Regions from separate parts of the Mus musculus genome. Here region 2 is linked to region 1. Evidence: chromatin loops called from intact Hi-C (ENCODE). Cell type or tissue: heart. All regions are shown on one strand.

The links. A loop is a pair of places that touch in the nucleus more often than their neighbours do. Peaks named below come from ENCODE experiments on the same cell type or tissue, not always from the same donor. Only the 100,000 strongest peaks of a DNase experiment are listed, where the experiment ranks them.
Region 2: a loop joins it to region 1, with 4 times the contacts of the local background. A loop is called at or near these places in 11 of 42 quality-filtered maps.

Annotation. Positions count from the first base shown.
Region 1 is chr10:117,147,236-117,149,735 of GRCm38, reverse strand. It overlaps Frs2 (fibroblast growth factor receptor substrate 2), which reads left to right and starts at 1,262. Exons shown (of 10, transcript NM_177798.3): 1 at 1,262-1,344. In heart, no CTCF peak of the experiment used is centred here; DNase peaks (open chromatin) are centred at 1,165 and 1,695; H3K4me3 peaks cover 2,500 bases; H3K27ac peaks cover 2,239 bases.
Region 2 is chr10:117,058,329-117,060,828 of GRCm38, reverse strand. Cct2 (chaperonin containing Tcp1, subunit 2 (beta)) reads left to right here. Exons shown (of 16, transcript NM_007636.3): 7 at 1-181. Among named protein-coding and RNA genes, the nearest start is that of Cct2, 4.3 kb to the left of the region's middle. In heart, a CTCF peak has its summit at 1,363 (motif pointing right); no DNase peak of the experiment used is centred here.

The sequences.
Region 1 (2,500 bases):
TCTTTTCTTTTTTGCTCTTCCTTTTTTCCTCCTCCTCTCCTTCTTTTTGGACAAGAGTCTTGCTTCATAGTCCTGGCCACCTTTGTCTGGAAACTCACTGTAAAGCTTAGGCTGGCTAGAAACTCTCCGGACTCTCCCTGCCTCAGCCTTTTTAGACTGCTGGAAACAAAATAGCTTGTCAGGTTTGAGCCCTTTTCTTCCATGTGGGGCTTTGCTTCATACTGAAAACCTGCCTTTAATATTTGATGTTTCTTGATTTTGTGACAGAGCAAATCTTTTAAGATCGTCTCACTTCTTTGCCTGACACTGACTCTGTAGGCTCTCATACTGTCTGTCTTTGGTAAGTTTCAAAAGTGCCCAGGTCTTCTCTATTGCTAGTTACTGGTTAGGTATAAGAATTGTGCGGACGTACTCAGTCCTGGGTACTTTGAAATGCTTACTATTGCGTTATGCATTATATTATTTTTAACGTCTACAATCCAGAGATGAACACGACACACACACACACCAGGGTGAAATGTAAAGAAACAGGATCCTGGCACTAAGATTGCATAGCCCATCATCTCAGCCTTTGTTTAAAGTGCAAAGGATGACCCATATAGGGAAATAATTTGGCTCCCGTCTTTGAATAATTTGAAAAGTCTTGTTTGGGGCAAATGAGAGTTCTACGCATACCACAAATTAAAGTAAAACCAAGAGCCAGCATATGTGGTAAAGTCCGATACTTTGGCCGATTTCCTTCTCTGTAAGACACAGAGAATAAAAGCACCAATTTCCAGGAGTTTGAAGGTTATTAAATGAGTTAACGCCACCGAATCGCGTAATAAATGCCCTGTCTACCACGCCGTAAGCCTTCCTTCGATAAATGTCAACTGCATTTTCACGCGGGACAGAAGCGAGAAAGGATAACACCGCCGGCCGGTCGGCAAGCCGGTGAATGCTCCGGGCTCGGCGAAATTAGATTCTCCGGGCCCCTGTAGAATTAAGTAGAAGGGAGCGATCCTAACAGGCGTTAAAATAAGGGGTGCCAGCGGTAGCTCGGGGCCCGCGGGACCACAGGGGTTAGCAAGGAGCCCGGGGGCGGGGCTCGGGGGCGGGTCCGCTGGCGCCCGGAGCAGAGGCCACGCCCCTCCCGGGAGGGCTGGCAGCTCCAGCCTGGGAGCAGTTCCGGTGCCAAACCCCTGCCCTCCCCCGCTCCCCCGGAAGTGCTTGTCTAGGGTTCGGGCTGGAGAGAGGCCTTGTAGACACAGGCGCCGAGGCTCCGAGCAGGGGGTCAGGTCGCGGGGAGAGTGAGGAGCTCCGCGGCTGCCACCCCGCGCCCCTCGCAGCGCCTTCGCGCCGACGGTGAGTAGCCGGGGACGCCGAGCGGGGCCTGCGCTGGGCGAGCGAGCCTCGGACCCGGCTGTCCGCTGCAGGTTCAGCCGTCGGGGATCCGGGGAAGGGGTTCGTCGGCCGCCGCGGAGCGCGCGCGGCCCGCGGGCCGGGAAGGGGCGCGATGCGGGGCCGCGGAGTGGGCGGGGCGCAGCCGGAGCGGGGTTCCCGGAGCCGCGGCCGCCCGCAGAGGGGGGACTCCGTAGCGGGGCCCGGCCGTCGGCGCTGCGACCCCCTCTCTGCATCGGGCAAGTGGGCTCGGTGCCTCCGCTGTGGGGTCTGTGCACTCGGACGCTGGGGACCGGGACAGCCAGACTGCACTGGACATCAGTGTCCAACTTTCGTCGCCTCTTGGATCTGTCCCCTCTTCCCGTCTCAGTAATTATCCTGTGTCCCAGGGGTGTAGTCAGTCCGAGGGTGGGGCGCTCCCTGTGTGGATGCTGGCGATCTCTTGCGGGGCTTGCGTCGGGGTCGCCGGAGGTTCGATTTGGACTCGGCTCGAAACTTAACTGGGTCTGGATGCCTGCGTAGGGTCGGTCAGTGAGGCAGTACCATTCCTCGAAGGGTCTTTGCTCCCTTGCAAACTGAAACTGTTGGGAGTTACTTCTTAAAAACAAAGATTTGAGGAGATTCGTAGATTCAGAGGAGTTTCCCCGTGTTCTTGCTGACGTTAAAAAAAAAAAAAAAACCATGCTATTCTGTAATCAGCCTTCCGAATTCCTGCGCTCATCCGAAGTCACAGTTGTTAAGACTTCAGTCGGGACCTTGCACAAGTTGACTGCAAAAGGCTGGAGAATTGTATCCTTTTTTTTCACCCCAGTTTGTTTACTTTCATACTTGGAACTGTCATTTCTTGAGCTAATTATATATATGTGTATATATGTGTGTATATACACACACACACACACATATACACACACACATATATATACACACACATATGTATGTATATTATATGTATATATATATATATATATATATATATATATATATATATAATTTCCCTCAGTTTCTCCTCGGAGGTTCTTCGTGTAGTCCAGTTGTGGGAACGCGGGGTGGGGGTGTTCCCACAGCGGGACAGAGGTGTTTGTTGATTTAAGCATATGAAGTGTTTAACTCCAATAAACTG
Region 2 (2,500 bases), 89 kb after region 1:
CAGGACTTAATGAACATTGCAGGAACGACATTGTCCTCAAAGCTCCTTACTCACCACAAGGACCACTTTACTAAACTGGCCGTGGAAGCGGTTCTCAGACTGAAAGGCTCTGGCAACCTGGAGGCGATTCATGTCATCAAGAAACTAGGTGGGAGTCTGGCAGACTCCTATCTAGATGAAGGTATGTGTGTATGCCGGAACGTACCCATTGATCTCCACCCTGACACTACTGAGGCAGAGAGCTTGTCTTTAAGGACCACTTGGCTGCTTGGGCCATTGTAACAATTTGTCCTGTTGCGGTCTGTGTGCTTCATCTTCAACACCGCTGAGCATTGTTTGCTTTCTAGATTTCAAACAGGAAGTCTCTGCTAATAACAGAAATTACAGCTTTACCAAAAGCTGTTCCCAAATGCTTTTTCAGGATTATATGTGTTTTCCCTAAGTCAAATTAGCAGGTTGTTGTAGATAAAGGAATTTTTGTCTGATATTTTATTGGCATTTGTGTAAAATTTTAGACTTGTTCTCTTAAGTGTTTTGGCAACATATGTGCACTACATGCATAAGTGGTGCCCATGGAGGTCAGAAGAAGGAACCAGAACCCTTGGCACTGTAGTCAAGATGGCTGTGAAGCCACCATTTGGTGGAACGTACCCATTGATCTCCACCCTGACACTACAGAGGCAGAGAGCTTGTCTTTAAGGACCACTTCAGGAAGAGCAGCAAGTAGAATCTCTTCAGGCCTTGTTGTTTTTTAAGGTAGTCTTGTGTAGCTAGCGAGTGTGTGTGTGCGTGTGCATGCGTGTGCGTGCTCGCACGCAGCCAAGGATGCCCTTAGTCTTCTGTCCCTTCTGCTGCTCTCCCAGGCTGTGATTATGCAGTACTGGGGGATCCATCTCGGGCTTTGTGAATGCTAAGTAATTATCTTTTAACTGAGCCACATTGTTAGCCCCAGGAACATTTTCTTTTGCGTGTCCAAGGTTATTTTAATCATGTGCATGTTTGGTCTGTGTATGGGTATGTGCATGCCAGTGGCCAGAAGTAGCAGCTCCACTCTGGTGGTTACAGGCTGGTGCGAGCCCCCAGTGAGAGTGCTGGGAGCCAGACTCAGGTCTCTGCAGTAGTAAGCACTCTTAACATCTGAGCCATCTCTCCAGCTTTTTTTTTGTTGTCGTTTTGAGAAAAAAATATTTCCAAAGTTATGTGATTAATGTATGAGTACATTGTAGCTGTACATATGGTTGTGAGCCTTCATGTGGTTGTTGGGTATTGAATTTAGGACCACTGGTCACTCTGGTCAGCCCTGCTCGCTCAGGCCCAAAGATTTATTTATTATTATATCTAAGTACACTGTAGCTGTCTTCAGCTGCACCAGAAGAGGGCGATCTCATTATGGGTGGTTGTGAGCCACCATGTGGTTGCTGGGATTTGAACTTAGGACCTTCAGAGGAGCAGTCAGTTCCCTTAACTACTGAGCCATCTCTCCAGCCCATCTTAAAGGGTTTTAAAAAGAATCAAGTTGTGCTTTGTAAGCTTGTGTCTACAGTGATTTGGAATCCTGGCTTTTATGTGTGTCCTGTGCCATTTACTTACGGAGTTGTGAAAATATTTTGGTTCCGTTGATCTGCAAGGTCTCTCTAATGTTTCTAGTGGTCTGCCAAGTAGGGCAGCCTTGTAACAGAGGCTCATACTGCTGTGTGTGTGCGCTCTATGCCAGGAATTGTAGTGGAACCTCGATCCTGTAGCTGTTCTAATCATCTGCTAAGTGATGGCAAGCTGAATAGAGCAGAAAGCCCAAGGTAGGGTTACTGAGCCAAACGTTTGTCATGTGTCTTAAGCCAGTGCAGATGTCAGTACCAGGTCATGTGATGGCAGCAGATCAGCACGGCTAGAAATGGCATCTCTCCTTGAGTTGTGCATGATTTATATGTGAGCATCTGGTCGACCCCAGCCATAGCCTAAGGGCAAGAGCAGGATTGGGAGCAGGTTTATGTAGTTGTGTTGTTTTTGTGTTGTCCAAGGTGGTTCCATTTTCCTAGCTGTCTTGTTTATTTTAGTGAGGCTGGGTCTCTGTTATGTTGCCCTGGTGGTCCTGAAACTTGCTGTGTAGAACAGGTGACCCTGTCTCTGATTTCCAGTTCTCACTGCTAGTTTTGCTGGTTTTAAGCTAGTAAAAGTGAACTTAAATGTGTTTACATTGTGAGCTGTAGCCTCTGATCTGGTGTGTGTGTGTGTGTGTGTGTGTGGGTGTGTGTGGGTGTGTGTGTGTGAGTGTGTGTGTGTGGGTGGGTGTGTGTGGGTGGGTGTGTGTGGGTGTGTGGGTGTGGGTGTGTGTGTGGGTGTGTGTGTGTGGGTGTGTGTGTGGGTGTGGGTGTGTGTGTGTGTGTAACAAAAGTTTCAGGGTGATGTGGTTTGTGTCTGTACTGATGCTGTAGCGTTGCCTGTGTGTATTCTCTTTTTTAGTTGTTTCTTTGCTTTATTAAGTTTATGGGTCCTTTGCTAT